2 separate regions of the Homo sapiens genome follow, and region 2 is linked to region 1. A link is a contact called in ENCODE Hi-C or POLR2A ChIA-PET data. All regions are on one chromosome and are shown on one strand. Each heading gives the region's core, a stretch centred on a gene start or an enhancer-like site at or near the end of the contact. The rest is flanking DNA. Distances are from core to core; before and after follow the strand shown.

Region 1 (4,296 bases), core at 499-2,998:
TCCACGAATGTTTCTGATCTCAAGAAATATCTTACATTTGGGTGCACATCTATCATATAGGGGCTTGTTCTCCCCGCCACATCAATAGCGTGTCTTAGAATTTAGAAAAGAGAAGCTACTGACAAAGGAAGACAGAGAAATCAGCCTGCAGAGCAAAGGGAAACACCTGATGTCCACACCCAGGCTGTTCCTAAGCCTCTCTCCTCCCACTTCACTGATATTGAGGCTTCCAAATACGGCTGCTGAAGATGTGCCTTGTGGCTGTCCTGGCCTGCACACCCCTCACCACTCTGAAACCAGCCTCCTGCATCCCTGCAGGCCCAGCTAGACCATTACTACTTCCCTGGGAAGCTTTCTGGAGCCCCCTCATTCTCCATGCCCTGGCCCATACAGCAATTCACCCCAAATCTGGTTTTTCTCTCTCTTTTGGGTTTAGTAAGGGTCAGGAGTCAGAGTTCAAAGGAATTTGGAAGGCTGGTCTTGGGGATAAGCCACCAAGAGGCTGGATTTCACCAGGGCACTGAGGTGAGACAGGAGCATTTCCAGCAGAGCATCCCAGCGTGGTGGGGACGTAGAAATGCAGAGTGAATGGAGACCTTAGCGGTCATGGGAAAGTAGCCCTCACCAACTACAAAGGGTTCTGGATCATGCAGGTGAGAGTCCAATGGAATAAGAAAACTAACAACAGCTGAGAGGTGCCTTCTCTGCATCTGCACAAGGCACTGCGCTTCCTAAATATTAATATCACCACATGTGCTCCTCACATCACCCAGTAAGGAAATAAGCACTGTTATGTTCCCCATTTTACCCATGAAGCAGCTAAGGATTAAAGTTAAGGAACTTCCCCAAAGTCATCCACACCTAGTAAACAGAGCCTAGACTTAAACCAGGGCAGTCTGATACCAAGACCCACACCCTCAAATAGGTATGTTAGTGCCAGAATCAAATACATCAATTCCAGAAACTAGCGGGAACACTGACGGTGATTTTTCAGATTTCTCAAATTTAGTGTGTTCCAAAAGGAACCCTTGCCTCCTCCTTCCGCCAACATATACTCCATTTCAAGAAAGGGCCCCACCATCCTCCAGTCTCTCGTCCAGTATGCTCTCACTTAGGTAAGCGCTACGAGGACAAGGCTCTATTTACTTTCTACCTAGCTAAGACCTTACACAAAGCAGATGCTCATATTTATTGAAGGAATAAATGAGGGTAAGAGTGGGGTGTTGATGGCGCCCCTGCCACTGAGAAAAGAGGAGCTGGGGTAGAGAAGTGGTCATTCCTAACTGGGGATGGTCAGGAGAGCCGGATGCTAGGTATTCCTAAAGCTTCCAAGGTGAAAGGAGAAACAACTCACGCCAAGGTATCTAGCTTCTTACTCTGCAAGAATGAGGCCATAAAACCCAATGAGGGAAGGGAGAACAGAAACAGGTGCTGAGTGTAGTTTTAGAAAAGCAGGGTGTGAGACACCCAGGGAGAAAGGGCCCAAGGTAGCTGGAAACTCAAGAGTGAGAACTCGGATGGACGTAGAGATTTCAGAATGTGTGAAAACTTGGGGAGGCAGGTAGATAGAATCTGTAAAAGAGAATTTAAAAGAAACAAAGCTAGGAGAACCTGGAGCCGTCACTCAGACAAAACCTCCTTCTTCAAGGAGGAGGAAGCAGTGAACAGCTGCAATGCACAGGCTGGGGAACTGAAAGGCGGCCAGTGAGCTCAAACACGGAAGTGGGACGCTGGTGACCTAAGCAAGTGGAAGCAGCAGCAAAGGAGTCGCAGTCCCAGCCCAAACGCGCTGAGGATCAAGCCGGGCTGTCTAGAGGAAGCAGTGCTGAATGGGGCCTCAAGTGACAGGAGGAGTTAATTAAGAAACAATGTATGTGGGTGGGGTGGGCGGAAGGGAGCAGGGATGTCCCACACGAGCACTGTGTGGAGGACAACAAAGGTGCCGAGGGTTCCTAACAAGCCTCACTGACTACACCCTCAGGACAGGGCCATCGAGGGTTTTGGGACAGAGATGACATGTTGAGATCTGCATTTAGAGACCATGTCACCTGTGTCTGGTGAGAACAGATGGGAGACTGAACAAGTCAGACTGTAGACCAAGGAGGAGACTCAGGGTAGCCCAGGTGAGAAGAAAGCCATGAGGCTCGGGGTAGTGGCAGAGTATAGGACAGAGAGGTGACTGACGGGATGGAAGCTGGAAGGGCTTTGGGGCTTTCTTCATTCTTATAGATTTATTATTTAAGGTCTAAGTAATTATTCTGTTTTTCTTAGAGGTCCCCCCCAATAAAGCTATTATAAGCACTTCAGATATTGACCCCCCCCACTCTAGCAGGAGTGTGACATATAATTATGTGTATTCATGGTATATATGTATACGATGTGCAGATGCTCCTTGACGTACAATGGGGCTAACTCCCAATAAATCATAAGTTGAAAAATTCTAAATGAAACACTGTAAGTCAGGGACTGTCCGTGTATGCATATGTGCATGTGTCTCTATCATACATAAAGGAGTCTGCTAATGGATAGAGACATACAGGCGGGCAGGAAACAGGAAGAGTGTTAGACTGGAACCAAATTCTATGACCCTATCTCATACCACTGTATTCCTATGAGCAAAGAGTCAGCTGAAAAGGGGCAGTGGGGAGCACAGCAGAACCAGAATGATATCGTAACTCTGCAGCCAGTCCACAGGGAGATGCTCTAACGAGAAGCTCTTCTGTTTAGCCTAGGCCTACACCAGGTACACAGAACCCTCAAACCCCACCTGGGAGGCAGAGTCTGATACAATTACCCACTGAAAATAAGAGACCTGGGTCAGGCATGGTGGCTCACACCTGTAATCCCAGCACTTTGGGAGGCCGAGGCGGGGGGGGATCACCTGAGGCCAGGAGTTCGAGACCAGCCTGAACAATATGGTGAAACCCACCCCCTACTAAAAATACAACAATTAGCTGGGTGTGGTGGTGGGCGCCTGTAATCCCAGCTACTCGGGAACCTGAGGCAGGAGAATCGCTCGAACCCAAGAGGTGGAGGTGAGCCGAGATCGCACCATTGCACTCCAGCCTGCGCAACAAGTGAAACTCAGTCTCAAAATAAATAAATAAATAAAAATCAATAAAAACAAATAATTTTTTTTTGAGACACAGTCTTGTTCTGTCACCCAGGCTGGAGTGCAGTGGTGTGATCTTGGCTGACTGCAGCCTCCACCTCCCAGGTTCAAGCAATTCTTGTGCCTCAGCCTCCCAACTAGCTGGGATTACAGGAACCCACCACCATGCCCGGCTAATTTTTGTATTTTTAGTAGAGATGGGGCTTTGCCATGTTGGCCAGGCTGGTCTCCAACTCCTGACCTCAAGTGATCTGCCCACCTTGACTTCCCAAAGTGCTGGGATTATAGGTGTGAGCCACCGCACCTGTTCACAAACACCTCTTAAACAGAACTTTGATACCCTCAGTCATATCAATAACCACACCTTAATACTCAGAAGAAATATGAGCCTCTTGCTCATTATACAAATGAGGGTATGTGGTTAAGCGGTCAGCAATGATGTGGCTGGCCAATAAGCCCTACAGCCTTGGACAAATACTTGCCTTCTGTGCCTCAGTGTCCACATCTTTAATTGAGTAGAACACCTCACCTCTGTGGAACCAGTGACCGCTGAATGAAACACCCAGTATGGTTCCTAGCACCCAGAAGGCAGCTCTATCAACTAATTTGCTAACTATTCACAGGTGCCTAGTCTGGGTAAGGCACTGCTCCAGGGGCTAGGAATGGGATGGGAAACAGCAACAAAAAACTACCCATGGAGCATATATCCTAGCTGGAAAGATGATCAACAAATCAAGTAATAAATAGGTATTATATCAGAAGGGCTGGAGAGCATGTCCCTTCTTACAGGTATGAGTGCTATTAAATAAAGGCAAAACAAACCTTCACCCCAGGAGGAACTGGAACCAATGTTTCCGGCTCTCAGCAAGGGCTTTATTCATTTCCAGAACAGACTTGGCAGGATGTAGCTAATCACAACGGCTTAGACTTAGAACAGGACTCAGAGGAGGTTGAAGAAAGCCGGCACACAGCCAATGACAGGCAGTTCTCACCCAGAGTTATTTATTCCTAAGGCTCAGGGGCCTTGAACATTGGCCTCCCCTGAAGGTTTGCAGGGACAAGAGGAATGAATTTGATCAAAGCAGAAAGCAGCAGACTATGCTCAGAGAGGCAATGAGGCTTGTTCAGATGCCAAGTAACCAGGTCTTCCATAAAATTATCTTATGGCCCCGATTAAGCTGCCA
Region 2 (4,297 bases), core at 441-2,940, 150 kb after region 1:
GAATAATTTGGGGGCTGGCAGGGAGGTGAAGCACATTGGGTTGAAGGGCAGGTGGGGGCAGTTGGTCTGGCTGATGGAATACCTGTGTGGAACCTTTCCTGCCAGCGGGGCCGTCTGGGAGAGCAGGGAACTCAAGGCAGCCTGTAGGGTCCTGTGGGGCTCAAGGACGTGAACACAGCACATGGAAGCTCAGGCCTGAAATCCACCGAGGCAGGATGCGCGGGGTCACCTGCTTAGCGTCTCTGAGCTGTCTGGGGCCAAGGTTAGAGCCCAGGGGTCAGGCTGCTCATCCACACCCTGACTCCAGACGGGGATTCCCCATGCCCCTGCCAGGCGGATGGTCACGGGGGCGGAGGAGTGAGTGGACCACAGAGAGCTTAGTGGAGCTTGCAGCTGGGGGGGAGGCGGAAGTGGGGAGGGGGAAGAGGGGAGGGGGAAGAGGGGAGGGGGAAGAGGGGAGGGGGAAGAGGGGAGGGGGAAGAGGGGAGGCGGAAGTGGGGAGGGGGAAGGGGAGGGGGAAGGGGGAGGGTCCAGTGGGCAGCGGCCAGCAGGTGTGGGACTGGGCAGAGTAGGGGATGGGGAGCCCTTGAGAGAGATGCCCGTGGAGATGTGGATGTCAGTGAAGTGGTCGGGGAGTGGGGGGTGGGCACAGAGGCCACGACTGGTCCAGGCTCAGGCTGGAGAGACCTCACTGAGGCCATGCTGAGGAGCCCCAGGGGACCCCGGGGCACAGGCACACGTGGCAGTGCACTGGGGTTGAGCATGGATACCCCTCCCGTGGGAAATGGGGGTGCAGAGGTGGGAGCACGCGGGGCGGTGGCAGTGCAGTGGGCTAGGGCCAGCGGCGGGGCCTGCAGGGGACAGAAGTGCTTAACCCCAGGATGCGCCGAACACCCCTTGTTGGAGTGGGGAGCAATGGGGGCTGCTGCCGGGGCCAGTCTGGACACCCCTGGGCCAGGCCGCTCACTCCCCTAGGTCCTGGTGCCACCTCCTCCGGGAGGGCTCCAGCGTGGTCTCTATCTGCTGGGCCCTGGCTCCCCAGAGTCCCCTCCAATAGCTCAGGGCCTGGCCTGTTTCCTGCGCCGTCCTTCCCGTGTCCTCGCAGAGGTTGCGTCTTTCACAAAGTTAGCAAACCAGAGAGAGTGAGCCTCACATCGCGCCAGAGGGAGGCTCGGAAATCCTCCTGCCGTTAGACTCAGGGAACTTCCTTTCACCTGAAGACCTCAGGGCTGGAGGGCAGGGTGTCCCCAGTGGCCAGCGACAAGGTGGCTTGGAGGGAAGTGTCCTGGCGGGGAGAGGCCACCCCAGAGCACAGAGCGCCCCTTCCCATGGGCCACAGGATTTGGTGACATTGTTTTTCTTTTCTAGACAAGTGTCTCTCTGTGGCCAAACTCACTTGAAGAAAATGACAGGCAGTTTTGGTCCTTATTCTTCTCTTTGTTTAAAAAACAGAACAGCAAAGATCCTGCGAGCCGGCCTTGTTTCCACCAGGGCGCAGGGCGCTGTGAGCCTTTGCCTCAGGTACAGGTGTCTCCTTGTCCCAAGGGCACTCACAGCAAATGAACAGCTCTGCTGTCCTTGTAAAAAGTTCTCCGCGAGTGCTTTGAGGTGTGGCACCAAGCCACCCGCCCACTCATGCCCGTGTCAATGAGCCGGTGAGCCCTGGCTGGACTTCCTCTTAAAGGTCGGGCCTGGAGTGTGCAGGTGACCCCAGGTGACCCTCCCCGCAGGCCGCACCCCAGGCATACTGTGTTTCGGGACTTTCACACTGAGTCTGCTGCCCGTGTTTGCCCGAGTACAGGCGACCGCAGAACAGCAGCCACTTCCCCCAACCAGTATCATCTGTGTCCTGCTTGCCGACCTCAGTCCACCTGCTGGTGGCCAAACCTCTGCTCCTCCTTCTGTCCTAGGCTTTCATCCTGGGAGGCAAGGGGAGGCGGGGGCTGGGGGATCAGGGTAGGGGAGGCCAGAGGAGGGAGGTGGGGGGGCAGCTTGGGGAGGGAGGTGGGGGAGTGTGGGGGGTCAGGGAAGGGCAGCAGGGGGGGTCAGGGAAGGGCAGCAGGGGAGGCCAGTGCTGCGGGGGAGGCCAAGGGAGGGAGGTTGGGGAGGGAGGCTGGAGCTTCTGTTGGCAGAGGCTTTGTCCCGCGGGTCCCCTCCTGGAGGCACTGGCGTGGGGTCCCCTCGGGCTCAGGACAGTGGGAGAGCCTGGAAAGGGAGTGAGGGACCCCCAGGAGGTGAAGGGGGCTTGGATTGAAGGAGGGAGGAAGGGCGAGAGGGCATAAGAGCCCAAAGCCAGAGTCCAGGGAGCAGGCCTGTCCAGGGGGGTGGCCAGCTGTGAGCCCCCACAGAGGCAGGCATCTAGCCACAGAGCCAGGCTGTGGATACGAGGAACCGTGGGGTGCACCAGGCTGCCACTGCAACCCTCTGTGCAGCGAGCCTCGAGCAGGGCGGGTGAGTGCTGAGCGGGTGAGTGCTGAGTGGGCAGCTGTTCCTAAGGCCGCCCCTCTGGGATGCTCACTGGGGCCCTGCAGCCCTGCACCACCAGCGGATCCCGTCTTGTTCCTCGTCATCCACAGCGACCGCTTTGAGCCGGACAGGCAGAGGCCACAGCTGCCCGTGGTGGGGCCCAGAACCTGCTCCTTCCTGTGTTCATTCAGTGAGCAAGTATTGAGTGCCTACTGCATACCTCGCCCTGTGCTTGTACCAGGGAGATGGACAGATGGGCTGACCCACAGTGCTGTGGAATGTTCTGGATGCTGGAAGGGGGACTCAGTGCAGGGACCCCATGGGGTGGACAGGAGCTGAAGGCGTGAGGGAGAGGCTCCCCAGGGCAGCCGGCCCAGAGGTGGGAGCTGTGCAGGTGGCAGGCAGGGGCACGTTGGTGCAGGTGGTGTATGCTCAGGGGCAAGTCCAGGGCTCGAGCAAGGACCAGGGGGCCGCAGGAACTTCTGCAGAAATGAAGACCCCTCTAGCCTGCATTCCTGGGCCCACACCCTCGCAGGATCCTGCCTCTGTGAAGTGGGCATCCTGGGACCCCCCAGGTGACCCCCAGGGAACACTGAGAGCAGAGGGGAGGCAGGGGTGCTGAGCGGGGCAGGAGCTGAGGGTGGAGCTCCTCTGTGGCTCCTGCCCGTGACTGTGCTGCTGCCCGAGAGCCCCAGTCCCTTCTCCAGCACACAGTGTCAGAACAGTGATGCCACATTTACCAAGCATGAGCTGCGGGCCAGGCTCCCGTCCCCTTCTGAGGGGCTCCCAGTGGCGAAGGCACCGCTGGGGGTCAACAGCTGGAGGCGGCAGAACCAAGCCCACCCGAGGGTCAGAGCCTGCTATTCACCTGTGACACAAGAAAGCAGAAAACTCTAGTTCTGTGGCTGGCAGAGGAGGCCTGCCTGGGGCAGAGGCAGTGGTAAACTGAGGCCTTCAGATTGGCAGGGGGAGGTGGAAGGGAGTGCTGGGTGGCACCCTTCCCCCTGTTTAGGGTGTCCCCAGCCTGGTGGGGTCTGGCCTTACCAGGCAGTGAGGACAAAAACTGGGGGTCACCCCTGTGGGGACTTGCTCTGAGCCGTAGGGGAGGGGCCCCACTTGCCCTGCACCCCTCAGCCTGTCCCCTCCCTAAGACCTGCATCCAGTCAGTCCCTCCTGCTGATTGAGACACGCGTCCTGGGGAGAGTGTCTCCACGAGGCTCAGACTCTTTGACAAACTGGTTTTACTTTTGGGGATTTATCTTAAAACAGTTTCTTTTTTTTGTTTTTAACTTTTTATTTTTATTTTTTAATTAAAAAAAAAATAGAGACAGGGTCTTGCTGTGTTGTCCAGGCTGGTCTCGAGTTCCCGGGCTCTAGCAATCTGCCTGCCTTGGTCTCCTAAAGTGCTAGGATTACAGGCATGAGGTACCGTGCCCAGCCCCGGCCTTAAAACAGTTCCTTTAAAGGAAGAAATGAAATAAAACCTCTAGACCCAGTGGTCACTTCCCAGTCCCCATCAGCACAGACCTGCCTGCCCGCCTCGCTGCGGCTTCGCCCGTCTGCACTCACAGCTGTGTGTGTGCGACGCTTCCCAGACCGGACCTGTGCAGAACCCAGGCCCCTCTCCTCTACCCCTCCCTCCCTTCCTCCCCAGCCCCTCCTTCCAGCCCATCCCAGAATCTACCCCTCCCTCCCTCCCCAGCCCCCTCCTTCCAGCCCATCCCAGCGTCTACCCCTGCCTTCCTCCCCAGCCCCCTCCTTCCAGCCCATCCCAGAACACGTGCAGGAGCCACCGCCCACGTGGCCTGCAGGATGGTTGCCGGATCCTCTT

What was found. Hi-C counts contacts between places; a loop is a spot of excess contacts on that map. ChIA-PET counts read pairs that join two places held with the same protein, here RNA polymerase II (POLR2A). Pooled maps may share reads with other maps.
Region 2: a pooled map shows a loop between it and region 1 (2.2-fold over the local background). The contact joins two enhancer-like sites. A Hi-C loop is called at or near these places in 1 of 50 pooled maps. POLR2A ChIA-PET finds 5 or more read pairs at or near these places in 4 of 52 experiments (PC-9, Panc1, activated CD8-positive, alpha-beta T cell and 1 more).

Annotation. Positions count from the first base shown.
Region 1 is chr4:2,482,648-2,486,943 of GRCh38, reverse strand. The region is part of intron 1 of RNF4 (ring finger protein 4); the gene reads right to left. Among named protein-coding and RNA genes, the nearest start is that of RNF4, 16 kb to the right of the region's middle. RefSeq lists enhancers at 375-876, 1,380-1,659. Within about 2 kb of position 1,748, at least 24 of the 41 ENCODE cell types and tissues checked have a DNase peak (open chromatin) inside an H3K27ac peak, as active enhancers do.
Region 2 is chr4:2,330,969-2,335,265 of GRCh38, reverse strand. All of the region lies in intron 6 of ZFYVE28 (zinc finger FYVE-type containing 28), which reads left to right. Among named protein-coding and RNA genes, the nearest start is that of MXD4, 71 kb to the right of the region's middle. RefSeq lists enhancers at 347-1,144, 1,563-1,622, 1,145-1,942, 1,873-1,952, 1,943-2,740 and 2 more. Within about 2 kb of position 1,690, at least 4 of the 41 ENCODE cell types and tissues checked have a DNase peak (open chromatin) inside an H3K27ac peak, as active enhancers do.